Regions from separate parts of the Homo sapiens genome. Here regions 2 and 3 are each linked to region 1. A link is a contact called in ENCODE Hi-C or POLR2A ChIA-PET data. All regions are on one chromosome and are shown on one strand. The core of a region is the stretch at or near the end of the contact, and the rest is flanking DNA. Distances in the headings are between cores, read along the strand shown. Region 1 has its middle 15 kb from the start of TLR1. Region 2 has its middle 6.2 kb from the start of LINC01258. Region 3 has its middle 48 kb from the start of LINC02513.

Region 1 (3,270 bases), core at 601-3,100:
CCTCACCCTACCTTCCCCCATTCACCTGAGAATGCTGGGGAGGGTGACAAGAGAGTCAGCAGCACCAGGAGATGAGTGTTAATGATGTAAGCCTGCAAGCTCTTCTCCCTATGCAAGAGATGACATCTCTTTCTCAAGCCAAGTGAAGGGGAAATAACAGTAAAATTACTCTTAGACACGGGACAGGCAGATCAGGCATTTCTTTCCTCAAGAGGATTCTTGTTTTGATGCAGCAATGTGTAGGATCACCCTCTGAGGTTGATCCCCCTGCCCATCTGAGCAGTATTAGAGAACATTACACGTGCCCCCTGGGGGTTCAGGAGTGTAAATTAGTAGAGCGACTGGTGTCTACTCTGTTGGAGATTTCCATTGGACCAACCCTTGCCAACTGGCAATTAGAGACTGTGGTATCAGGTACCTGGGAAAGGGGGTGTATCTCCACCTCAGCATCCCATGGGCCACACACACACAAAAAGGCACAGGAGGGCTTCATCAGCTCCTGTGGCTCCATGCAAGGGAGAATGGAGGCCATAGGATAAGACCAGAGCTATAGGAAACAGAGACATCTGGTCATCCTGAGCCCTTGAATGATTTTGTGGAATAGAGACAGCTTACCTATTCTAGACCTCTTAGCTATACTTTTTTCTATTATATGAGAAAGAAATAAACCTCAATCTTATTTAAGCCTCTGTATTTGAGGTCTCCCAGTCCTGCAGCTTAGACTGTACCTTAATCGACACAATTATAGAAAAGGATATCTGCCTTCTTACCACTCATCCTTGATCTCCACTTCAGGGAGCTAGATCTGGGAGAGGGAGGGGCAAGAAGAGTGTATCTCAGATAAACCATGCCTACCTCCAAAATATATGCCAAGGTTGAGCTACAGACCTAGCCTGTGACATGCAGAAAGAAGATGAGTTTTAGATGAAGATGGAGATTTAGAATTTTAAACTAGATTGGAGTATCAGTATCTCAAAAGGACTGCAGAAGTATTAAATCTGCTCAAGATATCACTAAGGAGTGACAAGAGGGGAATTTCAGAATCCAGTTGATGGAATGACTGAGAAAAATAAACACTACTTCACATTTGGACTAGATGATGTTGAGATTCCTCATAAACTAACCGTAATTGAAACTCTCAGAAAGTCCCTGTGGTTTTAGAAATCCCCTCAGGTCTTTTACTCCCTGTAGTTTAGTCTCATTCCTTTCTAATCAAACCAGTCCCCAGAAACCTAGACAGAAATACCTCCTCCTTTCCCCATATTTGTGGTCTCATTCTCTTTAAAACTCCCACACTCTCACCGTTTATATCCCGGGTCTCCATCCACTGTCTCTTTCCTGTGCTCTTACACCCATCCACTCTATTCTCTTTGCCTATTACTCCTTTCTTTGTACCTCTGACTTTCCAAGCAGCTTCTTTTAGAGTCTTCACTCTTTCCAGGATAACATTTCTTTTCTGCTGCCACACTCAACTGAGTCTCCAGGGCATCAGAGCTGGTCATGCCAACTCCAGAGGACTGGGTTGAATAGTGTCCTCCACCCAACCTCCAAACATTTATGTCCATTTATTTCAGATTTATTCTGAAATCTCAGAATGTGACCTCATTGAAAAAAGAGTCTTTGTAGATCTAATTAAGTTAAGGACCAAGATGTGATGGCATCAGATTAAGGAGGCTCCTAAATCCAACTAGAGTGTCCTTGTAAGAGACAGGAAAAAAAAGACAGAGACTTGGAGGAGAACACCATGTGAAGACACAGGCACAGATTATTGATTATTTAACCCAAATTTGGGATACATTTTTTTAGATTGCGCATCTGCCATGTATGTCAATAGCCTACCAATAATTTTGGTTTCTCTTCTCATCTGTTGGTTCTACTGATTACGTAATAGGGTGTTGACTGGAACTTTTCTTATGACTTGGGTCCAAAACTAAAGACAAAGAAGTATTATGTACCACATTCTATAGAAAGCTGCTAACTACTGGGGCATGTCCTCCAGGGCATTCTAAGAAGCAGCTGATGCATCTGCAAACCAAGGGACGCCAAGGTTTGCCAGCAACTACCAGAAGCTAGGAGAGAGGAAAGGGATGATTTCTCCCTGACAGCCTCTGGAAGGAACAACCCTGCCAACCTTGATTTCTGACTTCTGCCTTCCTGAACTGGGAGAAATATATTTCTGTTGTTTTAAGCCACCCAGTTTGTGGTAATTTGTTTTGGTAGCCACAGGAAACTAACACATCCAGCAACACTGCCAATTTGATGCTTTCTTCGCTCATGGTATTCTTTCACTTCCAACTTTGCACCCACTGTGCCCTCCCCTTTGAAGGGTCTTCCCAGCCACATGCCCAGGACCCTTCCCAGCCACATGCCCAGGATCCTCCTGATGAAAGATCTTTCATCAAGGCTCATCCTAGCAGCCCTCCCTGGTCACTAACCTAGGTTTCTTATCTCTTTTGCTATGGTCTGGATGTTTGTGTGCCCCTCAAAATTCCTATGGTGAAATCCTAACCCCCAAGGGGATAATACAATCAGCCCTTCATATCCATGGGTTCCACATCCATAGATTCAAACAACCATGGATTGAAAATATTCAATAAATGAATAAATAAATAATAACAATATAATAATACAAAATAATAAAAATAAAAGACCATACAGTTTAACAACTACATAACATTTACATAACATTTACATTGTATTAGGTATTGTAAGAAATCTAGAGATGATTTAAGTATATGAGAGGATGTACATAGGTTATATGTAAATAGTACACTTTTTTTTTCAGAGTCAGTGTCTTGCTCTGTTGCCCAGGCTATAGTGCAACGGCATGATCATAGCTCACTGCAGCCTGGAATTCCTGGGCTCAAACAATCCTCCCACCTCAGCCTCCTGAGTAGTTGGGACTACAGGCATGTGCCGCCAGGCATGTATTTTTTTTGAGGAGGTGGGGTCTCACTATGATGCTCAGGTTGGAAGTATGCCATTTTACATAAGGGACTTGAGCATTCACAGACTTTGGAATCTACAGGGCTCCTGGAACCAATCCCCTGTGGATACGGAGAAAGAGCTGTATTAAGAGTTGGAGATGTTGGGAGACAATTAGGTCATGAATGTGGAGCCTTCATGAATGGCATTAGTGCCCTCCCCCAGGTGAGGATACAGTGAAAAGACAAGCCATCTATGAACCAGAAAGTGGGCCCTCGCCAGGCACCAAATCTGTCAGCAGCCTGACCCTGGACATTACAGCCTCCAGAACTATAAGCCATAAAT
Region 2 (3,118 bases), core at 296-2,795, 290 kb before region 1:
TTTGGGGGGTGATTAAGTCATGAGGGTGGAACTGTCATGAATAGAGCTAATGCCCTTAGAAAAGAGGCCTGAGGAAGTTCCATATCCCCTTCTACCACATGAGGACACAGTGAGAAGGCACCATCTGTGAGGAGATGGGCCCTCACCAATCACCAAATCTGCTAGTGCCTTGGTCTTGGAATTCCCAGCCTCCAGAACTGTGAGAAGCAAATTTCTACCATTTTAAAGTCTATAGCACTTTGTTACAGCAGCTTGAACTAACTAAGACACTCCTTGGCTGCCTTCACAATGCTTACCAGGAAGTTCTCTGCAAGCCTTAAAAGTTCAAAGCCCAGAAATGGCCTCTCTTGAATGACATCCTTGGGTTTATGAATGAAATAGCCATATCTTGCATCTTTCTCCTTTGAGATTCATTCTTTTCTAATATTGCATTTACTACCCAAACAGATATTTCTGCTGATATTCATTCAATCCTACAGAGATAGACATCTAGGTAACATTATTTGCAAAATTTTTCCTGCTTCTTTTTCTTTCTTAAGAAGTTGTACCTTTCTTTCCAGTTATAATGAATAAGACAAAGCAAGTCATTCTGGACTTCTTTTTTCTCTTTTTTAAATTCATAATGGTTGTAGTTGAATAAAATATAATTTTTAATGGATATACATCTCACAGAACAGACAATACATATCTTTCAGGTAAAGCTTCTCTTTTCTCATATGAACAAATAGTATGTGAAAAATAGCAAAATAGATCATAAAGGCATCTGCATAATACATTGCAACTTTTGCTAAATTATTCTATCTTGTTCAAAATGAGACCTTCAGAAGCTTTAATTTCCTTGGCTCAATATATTGTAAGGATTAATACATATCCATTGATTTATTTATTCATCCATGTAGTATCAGTTTCATAATATGTGAGGCTCAGTGCACAATGAAAATATGGGGCCTCTTGTTCAAAAATTAAGACTTTTCTAGATAGCAGCCAGGCACAGTGGCTCACTCGAGTAATCTGAGCACTTTGGGAGGCCAAGGTGGGCAGATCACTTGAGGTCAGGAGTTTAAGACCAGCCTGGCCAACATAGTGAAACCCCGTCTCTACTAAAAATACAAAAAATTAGCCAGGCCTGGTGGTGGGCACCTGTAATCCCAGCTACTCGAGAGACTGAGGCAAGAGAATCATTTGAACCCGGGAGGCAGATGTTGCAGTGAGCCGAGATGGTGCCACTGCACTCCAGACTGGGCGACAGAGCTAGACCCTGTCTCAAAAAAAAAAAAAAAAAGAAAACGAAAAAAGAACTTTCTAGATGACAGCAGCATTAAGCCAAGCATTAAAGCCACCTGTCTAAGCATGAGTCCCTGTGTAACTCCACAGGTCCCCCACCCAGGAAGCTGGACCTGAATCCACCAAATTATAGGCCGGCCCTGGAAATACAAGGATGAGCCAGTCAGATGTGGTCTGTGCCCTCCCCTGCAGCTTGGAGAAGAAAGGTCACCATGAGGTTTAATGAGGACTCAGATAAGGGAAGTGCTGGGTCATCTAGGAGCTACCTCATCGTAGCGGCCAGCAAAGACCTTCCTGAGGAAATGACATGCACGCTGAGGCCTGAAGCTTGACGAGGCTTCAGCAGGCCAAGAGTAGGAGGGAAATTATTTTCGGGCAAAGGAAGAGCATGTAAAAGAGATTGGAGAAAAGGCTGAAGAGTGTGGCATGTCTGAGGAACCACAAGGAGTGTGGCATGGCTGCAGCACAGAGAACATTATGGGGCCTGGCTGAGGGCAAGATGAAGAGGTGGATGAGACCCAGCCCTGAAGGGAGGTTACATGGTATCCTGAAGGCAGTGGGAAGCTCTTAATGAGTTTCTTGGGCCTCTCTCAGCTGCACAATGGGCCAAAGAAGGGAAGAAATCGATGGTGGTGTCAGTGGAAGAAAACCAAGCTCCCCTGCCTGGTTCCTGATGAAAAAAGAAAAACAGCAAAAACAAAAACAGGAAGTTAGCCTGCAGAATTGCGTTGGCAGGAAGTCCTGGTTTGACAAGTCATTCAGCCTGTGCTCTGGGCCATGGACCTACCACCTTGAAGCTGGTGCTACTCCACACCTGATCAGCAGATCAGAAGAGCAGGACAGGCAGAACCTTCCTCTTCTACTGCGAGAGCTCAGTCAGTGGGAAATGTGCTCCGGGCTTCCTGGTTTGTCGCTTAGCAACACCACGTACTTGGTGCATAGGTGACCAGCACTCTCCATGAAGCCTTCCTGAGTGACTCTGCGCCCACTGTGCCTGCTGGCAGTCATGTGTTTACCGGTTTGCCTCACCTACCAGACTATGTGTTGCTTGCGAGCAGGAGATAGGTCTTACTCACTTTTGGATTCTAGTTTCTCACAAAGTAAACCATAAATGTATTGGTAAACTGAATTAACTTATACTAAATCTAGTTATATCTGAGGTATAGTATACATTCAGTCATTTTGGGAAGACAACTTGTATTAAAGATATAAAATTTTTATAAGAGAAAAGTCCTTTGAGTTCTGTGCCTCTGGCTTTAAGATATGCTTTTGACATCCAATATTTTTCTAATTTGGGACTTTTCAGAAATGATCAAGGCAATGTCCATTTGATATAGTATCCCTAGCAGACAAGGATTATGAGTTTTTAGCATTGAGTTTCCACAGGGCATGGTGTATAGTAAGTGGTTCATTATTTAATGAATGTATAGATCACATACATCCATGTACACCAATTCACACATACACTTTGCATTACTAAAGGGTTTTACAGGTACATATTCAGTAGTTTTTTTAAATGTATAAGAAAAGTATAAATAGGAAAGTGTACCATAGTATATATGATACATATCTAAGATGTGAAGATTATGTTATTATGCATCAAAAATCATAAAGGTGGATGATTATTTTGATTATTCAGCAGAAGCATTTCTCCATGCAACGTTTAATAGAAAAATATATAAGGAAGGCAAAGGCTTAAAATACTATCTATCTTCAAACTTTTAAAAGAAATAGGCCTGGTCCAGTGGCTCACACCTGTAATCTCAGCACTTGGAGAGGCTAAGGCAGGAGGCTCACTTGAGGCCAGGAGTTTGAGTCCAGCCTGGGCAACATA
Region 3 (3,079 bases), core at 304-2,803, 500 kb before region 1:
TGTCAGAAGCGTTTGAACCAGAGCAACTCCATCTTGAATAGGGGCTGGGTAAAATGAGGCTGAGACCTACTGGGCTGTGTTCCCAGGCAGTTAAGACATTCTAAGTCAATGGATAAGATAGGGTGTCAGCACAAGACACAGGTCATAAGGACCTTGCTGATAAAACAGGTTGCAGTAAATAAAGAAGCCAGCTAAAACCCACCAAAATCAAGATGGCAATGAGTGTAGGATCCTCACTGCTACAGTCCCACCAGCACCATGACAGTTTACAAATGCCATGGCAACATCAGGAAGTTACCCTATGTGCTCTAGAAAGGGGAGGCATAAATAATCCATCCCTTGTTTAGCATATCATCAAGAAATAACCATAAAAATGGGCAACCAGCAGCCCTTGGGGCTGCTCTGTCTACGGAGTAGCTATTCTTTTATTCCTTTCCTGTCTTGTCTTTTTTTTTTTGAGACAGAGTCTGGCTCTGTTACCCAGGCTGGAGTGCAGTGGCATGATCTCAGCTCACTGCAGCCTCCACCTCCTGGGCTCAAGCAATTCTCCTGCCTCAGCCACCTAGTAGCTGGGATTACAGGCGTGCACCACCACACCCGAATATTTTGTATTTTTCTTTTTCTTTTTTTTTTTTTTTAGTAGAGATGGGTTTCACCATGTTGGCCAGGCTGGTCTCGAACTATTGACCTCAGATGATCCGCCCACCTCGGCCTCCCAAAGTGTATTCCTTTACTTTCTTAATAAACTTGCTTTCATTTTAGTCTACAGTCTCACTCTGAATTCTTTCTTGTGTGAGATCCAAGAACGTTCTCTTGGGGTCTAGATGGGGACCCCTTTCCTGTAACAAGTGTACAGTTGGAGGCCATTGAAAAACAACCAAGCCTAAGATGGGACATGATACCATCTTAAGAATATTTGTATTTGTCTCTCTGACACTGTCTGCAGACTAGGGTCACTCAAAGGATGGATGTGGATCTCTTGATTTTCCAACTCTCACTTTCACCAAGCATTTTGACAAGGGTTGGAGGGGTCCTTTAATAAGAGGTATAGGCGAAGGAGGTAGGAACTAGTCTCTTCATCTGGACCAGAGAAGGAACTCTGGTTCTGCAAACAAATGAAAAGCTTAGGAAGGCCTTGTCCTGACAAAATTCACAGGCTTCTAATCCTCTCCCTTCCCCACCTTAAAAACACACAAAATTAAGGAAAAGACAAGAAAGGCGGTAAGATTCTTGAAAGAGCTTTCAAAAATGAGAAAAGAAAAACAAGAGAATAAACAGCACAATGTGTCCTGATATGTTAATATGTTTCCCTTTCGTTTTGCGTTTTTTTTCCCCTTTCCTTCAAAAAAAAAAAAAAAATCTAGGATTTTGTCTCCTCTAAGGAGAAATTAGGAAGGAAAATCTGACATAATCTCCAGAGCTGTAAAACTTCTTTGTATGCCGTCACTTGAGTGCTTTTTCTTACATTCCCTTAAGTAGCCAACCTACCATGTGGCGAGTTTGTGAAGCCAGGAAGGGAGGCAGTAACCCGAGAGGCGCTGCAGGGCGGCTCCCCACGGCGAGGGAGGGCAGGCGGAGCCCCAGCTCCTCCCAGCCGGCTGAGCGCTCGGCCCCTCCTATGGCCGCAGGGGAAAAGGAGGAGAGACCTACATTTAAAAAGGCAGGAACCTACCAACTGCAGAGTGAGAATTCCCATTCGTGAGGTCAAATCGAGGTCAAGAATTTCCTAACCATCTCTGAAAACCCCCTATTTAGGGGGTCAAGTCGGGCTGGCAACGCCCCAAATCATTAACTAAATCTAACTTGATCTTCAAAAACACAGCCTAGGACTGTTTTTCTTTCTTTCTTCTGCCTGAATGTTTCTCAGTGGCATTTCTGTTACTTCCTGTTTGTGACCGGGCTTTCCTTGCCCTACTTCCTTTTTTAGGGGTTTAGGTTGCCTCGACGGCCATTTCCACTTAGATAGATGGAAAAGGGGTGTGTGTGCGTTGGATTGGAAGGGAAACAGCTCACATTTATTTTTATGTTGTAAAAGTCTTTTCTCATGCATTCACATTCTTTCATTTACGTTCTACAGCAACACTATGAGACCAACAATATGATTATGCCCAAATTACAGTTAAAGAAACTCAGGCTCAAAAAGATTAAATAAGATGTCCAAGTTCACGCATCACATAAAGGCGCAAAACCTGGATCTGCGTTCCAAGGGTCTGAAATCCAAAGGGGCTTGGGGATTTCACGAGGTCTGAATCTAAAACTGAAGTTCTTTTCATTTATTGAACCCTTAAGGGAGACCTAACTTTAACTTATTTGGCAAAACTTTATTCAGGGAAGACTTTTATTCAATCTTTATTACAGAGTTTATTCTTCAAATGTAAAGAAAAGACTTAGCTTAGTGCCTTCCCCAGAGCAGTGGGAGAATTATGAAAGATGTACTATTGCTTTTTTTTTTTTTTTTTGGCAACCTCTCTGCTCTGCTGGCTTTCACCCTGGCCATCCCAGGACCGAGCTGGGGCGTTCAAGCTTGCCTCGGAGCCAGGCCTGCACTTCCAGCGTCAGGCAGTAGGGGGAGCAAGTGTGCAAGAGGAGGAAAGCGGCTCCAATTGGGCAGGAAACGTTTGAGACCATGTGTCCTTACCCGGCTCCGGTTGAAAATTTAATTTTTTTGGCTGCCTGAATGCTTAGGACCCATGGCTCCAGGCTTCTCTGCAAAAATTTATGCTTACTGATTTGTAGGGTGGGAAAAACCAGCCTCAGGGAGTTGTAGAAAAAGATTACATGTGTCCCCTGGATCAGAGGAAGTAAAAACCTCCACACGGTTGCTGGGGAAGGATCCAGGCCTCCTGGCCTCTGCCCCTATGTGAGGGGGAGAGGACGCAGAGGCCCGCACTATGGGCCGTCCTGGGTCCAAGCATCCCAGGACCTCCACCTGAAACCTGCCAGAGAAGACAGGATTTTGTACAGTCCCTAGCGAAAGAATTGGAATGTATACAGCAAAATGGGGAGAAACGTTTGTGTTTTTTCATTGTATCCCTGGCTTCTGGAACAGCGCAGGTGGCGGCCTGGCTTCTGGTACTCA

What was found. A loop is a pair of places that touch in the nucleus more often than their neighbours do. ChIA-PET counts read pairs that join two places held with the same protein, here RNA polymerase II (POLR2A). Pooled maps may share reads with other maps.
Region 2: a map with no recorded cell type shows a loop between it and region 1 (4-fold over the local background). The contact joins two enhancer-like sites. A Hi-C loop is called at or near these places in 1 of 37 single-sample maps with no recorded cell type and 2 of 50 pooled maps. POLR2A ChIA-PET finds 5 or more read pairs at or near these places in 2 of 52 experiments (activated CD4-positive, alpha-beta T cell and activated T-cell).
Region 3: a pooled map shows a loop between it and region 1 (4-fold over the local background). The contact joins two enhancer-like sites. A Hi-C loop is called at or near these places in 1 of 37 single-sample maps with no recorded cell type and 2 of 50 pooled maps. POLR2A ChIA-PET finds 5 or more read pairs at or near these places in 2 of 52 experiments (CD8-positive, alpha-beta memory T cell and activated CD4-positive, alpha-beta T cell).

Annotation. Positions count from the first base shown.
Region 1 is chr4:38,818,586-38,821,855 of GRCh38, forward strand. No RefSeq gene overlaps it. Among named protein-coding and RNA genes, the nearest start is that of TLR1, 15 kb to the left of the region's middle. RefSeq lists an enhancer at 1,028-1,147. Within about 2 kb of position 1,851, at least 4 of the 41 ENCODE cell types and tissues checked have a DNase peak (open chromatin) inside an H3K27ac peak, as active enhancers do.
Region 2 is chr4:38,527,771-38,530,888 of GRCh38, forward strand. No RefSeq gene overlaps it. Among named protein-coding and RNA genes, the nearest start is that of LINC01258, 6.2 kb to the left of the region's middle. RefSeq lists an enhancer at 1,638-1,867. Within about 2 kb of position 1,546, at least 21 of the 41 ENCODE cell types and tissues checked have a DNase peak (open chromatin) inside an H3K27ac peak, as active enhancers do.
Region 3 is chr4:38,317,443-38,320,521 of GRCh38, forward strand. No RefSeq gene overlaps it. Among named protein-coding and RNA genes, the nearest start is that of LINC02513, 48 kb to the right of the region's middle. RefSeq lists enhancers at 487-987, 988-1,488. Within about 2 kb of position 1,554, at least 38 of the 41 ENCODE cell types and tissues checked have a DNase peak (open chromatin) inside an H3K27ac peak, as active enhancers do.